Regions from separate parts of the Homo sapiens genome. Here region 2 is linked to region 1. The links are chromatin loops, found by intact Hi-C in ENCODE. Cell type or tissue: PC-3. All regions are shown on one strand. Links, peaks and the distances in the headings refer to the core of each region. The heading gives the core; the rest is flanking DNA. Region 1 holds the start of MIR2277 (microRNA 2277). Region 2 overlaps ARB2A (ARB2 cotranscriptional regulator A).

Region 1 (2,917 bases), core at 1-2,500:
TTAGCTGGATTAAAATAATTGTTCAAACTGTAGGGCTAAACCCTACAGAGGAAGCGGAGTGCTAAAAATTATACCATTGGACTGAGAGAAGAAATTCTTTCACACCAAGTCCTTCTCTTCTTGTTAAAGCAGAAAACTAAAAGGATAATTTTAGCCCCACTTAGCCTTTCAGAAGAAAAAGGCTGCAGAGCACAAAGGTTTCGTTTCCTGATGACAATAAAAAAATTCTCTCCCTAGAAGGGCCTAACTCCAGGAAAGCTCAGAATAGATCATTCTGGAAAGGATTAACAACAACCTTTCTCCACAGAGAGATTTAAAAAGCAAAACTTAAGTGTGTTATATCTAAATTACAATGCCACACAGTACACATTATGTGTTTAAAAAGTAAAGTCAATCCCAGTGATAACAGTTGGAAATTCCATTGAAAATGGGACCTTCACACCTACACTTAAAAGAGCTGCCCATCATTGTTTTGGTTTTAACAGTCTCTTCTGAAATCAGAGACTTGTGTAAACTCTCACAATTAGCTGGCAAAAGGATTTTCAGCAGTAATGCGGATTCAGTACTTTATAGATTTTTATGCAGAGTTGTTTTTTTTTCTGGTCCCGAAATGAAAACAGGGAGAGAACAATTTGCATTCCCCAAACTACATGGTACATCATGGCATTCAGGTTCTGAATTTGAAATCGGCTTTGGAGTGTGTGTGGAACTTCCTTAAAAAAAAAAAAAAAGAGGTGGGTAATAAGATGCCCTCAGGGAAAAACCTAGTGAAAATGGAAATCTGAAGTCTGGAATAGAAGTTTGCTCCAGTTGAGAGCGGGGAAAGATGGACATGATTAAGGAGGGGGAAGCAGCAGCGGCTCCGCTACGGCGGGCGCTAGGACCGCGCCGACGCCGCCGGACCCGCAGCGCCCGCGCGGTCTCCTTCAGGGCAATTAGAGCTTCGCCGGCCGAGCCAGGCAGGGCGCTGTCAGCCTTAATGTGAGCGCTGACTGGCAGCGCTCAGCCCGCGCTCAGCCCGCAGGAAGCACGACCAGTGAACCCATATTGCTTTGACAGTTGCACTCATCTAGAAATAATGCAAAACGCTATTTAGATGTATATATCACGACCCTGGGCTCTGGGAAGAAAACAATCTAATGAGGGGCTGGGAGTCCGCTCGACACAAGCAGTGAGGAGGCGTGCGGGTGGGTGCGCCAGGGCGGCCTCCCCCGTCGCGCTCGCTCCTCTTACAGCTCTTCGTGCTTGATGCGGTGGGAGCGGCGCGTCACAGCCGGCTTCAGGGAGCTGGTCTTGGCCTCTGAGGCTTCGGTAAAGAATTTGAAAATAGACGGAAAGCTCTTCCAGGAAGTTAGCTCGTGACGGTCGGTGCCTGCAAAGAACAACACATTCGGTTACCAGGTGGCCACGCGGGGCCAGGCGCGGTGAGGGCGGCGAGGGCCAGGCCGAGCCCCGGCTCCCGACCACCCGGTCCCGCCCCTCCCCGCCCCTCCCGCCTGCGCCCCGCCTCAGCCGCCCGCGCCCCGCCCCTCAGCCAGGACCCCCGCCCCCTCGCGGGCGCGGGCCAGCCGACTCCCAGGGCACAACTAGGGCTGCGGGGTCACTTGCCCCCTGGCTCAGAGGAACTCAGACTTCGCTATCCGCGGCGTCTAGGCGTCTCCGGCCTCAGTCCCCATCCCTCTCCCAACGCGGGGACGCGGCCCGGATCTGTCCCGGGGTCGTCCGAGGCGCGGCTGGCCGCCCGAGGCCTCCGCCTCTCCGGGCCAATGGAAGCGCTGGGCGGGAAGGGCCACTCCCTCTCCCTCCGGGAAACCACCCACTCCCGAGACTCGGCGCGCGCGGGGATTGGTTTCCCCTGCGTGCGGGATCGCACAGCGCCTGTTTCCTTGCTTCCCAAGGGGGTGGTGTGGAGGGGAAGGGGGAATGATTTTTCTTGCGTCTCCCGGAAGCTGTGCTGTTAGACACAATTACCTCAGCTAGGTCACTGAGACCAAATCATACGGGACGCTTAATGAAGGACCGCATTCAAAAGGGATTACGCCTTGAAGTGTCCTGGCGGGCGACATTTTTACAGATTTTAAGGGGCAAATTTAGAACAGCTAAAAAAAAGGTTTCAAAGCCGTGACTACTAAAAGAGCATCTAGGCCTCCCATTTTATCAGGAGGAATTCAACTTAGAAAATGCAGGTTAGTTGTCAATTTATGGGGTTACTTTATTTTACTACGGCTTCTCTCTGTGGTTTCGATGTAATACTAATGTACAGCATGTTTTCAAATCAAATCGACCTTCAGTTTAACACAGGCAGCGGATAACACGGATGCAAGCATAAGAACAGATGAGGAAATACATTTAGCTATTTTTGACTCCCTGTGATGGCTTATGTAGCATTTTACCAGTGGCTTCATAAATGAGCACTTTTTAAAATTAAAAATTAAAATAATTACAGACTTCCACAGAAATAATGAGTGAATAGCTTTTAAACAGTTGAAATCTCTTCCTAGATCACTCAATTATGCAGAGAGATACCGCTTGGAAGTCTCCGGATTCAGGGCCTCAGTCTGATACTTTAACATTGTTAATGATAATTCTTTAGTCTGTAATAGTAGGTCATTGCTATGGTTACTCTACAATGGTGCAACACTTTGCTTTCCCCTTCAGCTATTCGCTGAGACCTGGTAACCACATTTGTTGCCTAGCAACAGTTTTGTGACAGTATCACAATCTAGGAGTTACAACAATAAGGATGCTATGGCTGCTGTCGGCCAGAGAGCAGAAAGCTACAGTCTGTGCCTGACTTAGCTGTGGGAGCTGGCCCTACTAGAGAACCCCTCTCTCTTTATCAGTGCCCTCCCAAGGATTCTCTCTATCCTCCTTTCCTCTGCAGACTGGCCTCATGAACTTGAATTTGAAACTAAGA
Region 2 (2,917 bases), core at 317-2,816, 56 kb after region 1:
ATATCAAGAAGTATTTTTACTAGTGCTAATGTGCCTTAAATACCTTGTTCCACAGATGAGTGGCCTGGCACCTGCTGCATGAGAAATAGCCAATTACTGTTCAGTGTCTCTAATTTTCTGATTCAATTAGCATGCTTCAGAGCTTTCCAGTTTAATTGCAAACTACTTCACAGTTAGCTCTCTGATTAATCATTGCCCATCTGCAAGCCATCGGAAAACTTAGTGGAACAAATTTGTGTACTTTGGAATGCTGGGAGCTTAGCAAATCAAACTTGTTTTGGTATATAAAGCTTTAATTTTGTTTGCCCTTTTCAGCTGCACTTGTAAGAAGCTCTGTACTGATTAAACAGGAAGTCTGGACAATAATATGCTACATTATGCATATAATTACTGTAAATACAACCAAGATTGTAGAAACATCATTTAAGGTTAGGCACTAACATGAATGGAGAAGGGGGTCAAGAAAACACATTTGGAATCAATTTCTTTCCATTATGACCAAGTACAAGTATCAAGAAAAAAAAAATGCTGTGTGACACACAGTGATGTCATTACAGCACCTGTTCCCCTGAAGACATTTTACATTCTGGCTTTTCATGTATTCATAAAATCTTTCTTGTTATTTAATTAGTAGAGTACTAAGTTTTATAAGCTTTGTTTACAAACATATATTAGGGATTTTAAAGCAAACTGGCACCACATTGTTTATGCTTCATTTTGCAAGCTTTCTTGCTGGTCCACTGAACGTATGAATGATAATGTCAGAAAACAAAACTGTTTTTAATCGAGTTTTGGCTGGATTTTAAATTATATCTTAACCTATAATCATGATTTCTTCATTCTGAACAATGAAACATGAATTGCATATTCTGTTCACTCATATGAACAAATACCATAGCGGGGCGATTCCTCATTGTACAAGGAAGGAGCCTAGATAAAATGAACTCCTAAGACCTTTTCAACTCTCTAGTTCACATTTTAAAAATCTGAAATTATTCTAATATAATTCTTAAAAGCTGCTAAACAAATATGCCGTATAAGAAATCTTGTTTCCAAGAACAAACTTTAAGCTCCAGGAGAGCAGGGACCATGTATCCAGCTCACTGCTGCATCACCAGTGCCTCACAGAGGGCCTCACATTTTTGGTGCTCAATGACTGCTTGTCGGGTGAAGGAAATGAAAGCAGTATGGGTTCTCAATTTCCCACGCCATGTCACGGTGCCAGATTGGACACTGTGTTTTCCTTCTGTAACCTCAATAGGATGCAGTCATGTTATCTCATAAAGATGTTGACAAATATCATCATCCTACGAATATCTGGCTGAAAGAATAGTATGGAGAAAAGGGTGCTTTCCTAATTATGATGACCTGCAATGATCTGCTATTAACAACAATGAAAAGTAAAACTTCCCCATCTTTTATGCAGATTCATAACATATTATCAAAATGTCTAAAAGATAAAAGTTAAAACTCAACTGCCAGCTCTAAAAATAACAAAGTTTGAAAAGTGGTTTTTGGAAATCACATGATGCACAAAAGTTCATGTAAAAAAAATTAAAGATACAGATACTCAGCATTGAGTGACTCTCTGACTGTCTTAACAGTATACACAGATGAGACCAAGATTCCTATTCTGTCTCCCTCTGTTAAGGGCTGTAAAACTCAAGTGGGCTGACTTCAAGCTTCTCTGAACTTTGTAGGCAGCCAATATAAAAAACGCTGAGAAGGCGTAATCTGATCATAGCCGCTCAGGCAAGTGAGCAGGCGTGCTGCCACATTCTGCTGCCCACAAGCAGGGAAGCACGGCTGGAATCCCCACTAAGATCAAATTACAAAATAATCAAGCTTTGTGGCCAGGCAGGCACGAGAGGCTATTGTGAGGTCATGAGATACATCAGGGACTAGCCTGGACAAAACTGGGCAGTCAAAAATAACATTTTTGTATCCCACTTGCAGCATGGTTCTCTGCAAAAATAAACTGTTAATGATGTTCAGTTTTTTAATTCAGGAAAGGGCAAATGGCTCTCCCTGCGCAAGCTCCCACCAATTGAGCCTTATGCTTAGGGATAAGCAATTAAACCCTACACATCAAAGAAAAACTGAGCTGTCCAAAATGGAATTTAGCCAAGGAGAGACCAAACTGGGCCTTGGTCCCTGTCCTGGGGATCTCAGTGCTACTTCTACCTCTTACCCACTGTGTAGCCGAATGTTTATGTATATCAAAATAACAACAGAACAACTGAGTGGATACTGAGTGAGCATGATCGCAAAGCACATTGAAAATGCTTAAAAGACCCAAATGTGTTTTGAGAGGGTAGCACATCTTGGGTCAAGAGAGCCATTCCTAGAAATAATCCCATTATGCAAAAAAAGCAGCATATTCTTTGGGAAATTCACTGATAAGGGATGGCTCTAATATGGCACCAAATCCCAGACAATACTGTTTGTTATACAGAGAAGTGTTAACTTTTTTATATGGTTCCCAAAGCTGAACCTACTATAGAAATCGCATTTTAGTTCCTGAGAAGCTTCAACATGACTGTCTGTATCGTATCAAATGTAAAAGACAACAAAATTATAGAATTCAGTTATCCTTCCATCAGAAGAGATATATAAAATTCCAAGTGAAGATTTCTTAGGAAAATAGCAGGACACCTAAGGAACTACTGTTTGGTAAACTCTTGCTGGGGCAATCATAATCAAGGTGGGCAGAAGAAATATTTCAAAGACAACAAATAAACAAGCAAAAATCTAAATGTGGCCGAGTGCGGTGGCTCACGCCTGTAATCCCAGCACTCTGGGAGCCCGAGGTGGGTGGATCACTTGAGGTCAGGAGTTTAAGGCCAGTTTGGCCAACATGGTGAAACCCCGTCTTTATTAAAAATACAAAAATTAGCTGGGTGTGGTGGCAGGCGCC

What was found. Hi-C counts contacts between places; a loop is a spot of excess contacts. Peaks named below come from ENCODE experiments on the same cell type or tissue, not always from the same donor. Only the 100,000 strongest peaks of a DNase experiment are listed, where the experiment ranks them.
Region 2: it touches region 1 in a loop (2.0-fold over the local background); 8 of 110 quality-filtered maps call a loop at or near these places.

Annotation. Positions count from the first base shown.
Region 1 is chr5:93,619,758-93,622,674 of GRCh38, forward strand. ARB2A (ARB2 cotranscriptional regulator A) reads right to left here. Exons shown (of 11, transcript NM_032042.6): 11 at 1-1,372. The coding sequence ends at 1,230. MIR2277 (microRNA 2277) reads right to left here and starts at 1,031; the gene lies at 939-1,031. LOC124901028 (a long non-coding RNA gene) reads left to right here and starts at 1,925. Exons shown (of 3, transcript XR_007058874.1): 1 at 1,925-2,186. RefSeq lists a silencer at 1,540-1,589. In PC-3, for the core only: a CTCF peak has its summit at 1,010; no DNase peak of the experiment used is centred there; H3K4me3 peaks cover 2,031 bases; H3K27ac peaks cover 343 bases.
Region 2 is chr5:93,675,715-93,678,631 of GRCh38, forward strand. All of the region lies in intron 10 of ARB2A (ARB2 cotranscriptional regulator A), which reads right to left. Among named protein-coding and RNA genes, the nearest start is that of MIR2277, 56 kb to the left of the region's middle. In PC-3, for the core only: no CTCF peak of the experiment used is centred there; a DNase peak (open chromatin) is centred at 1,817.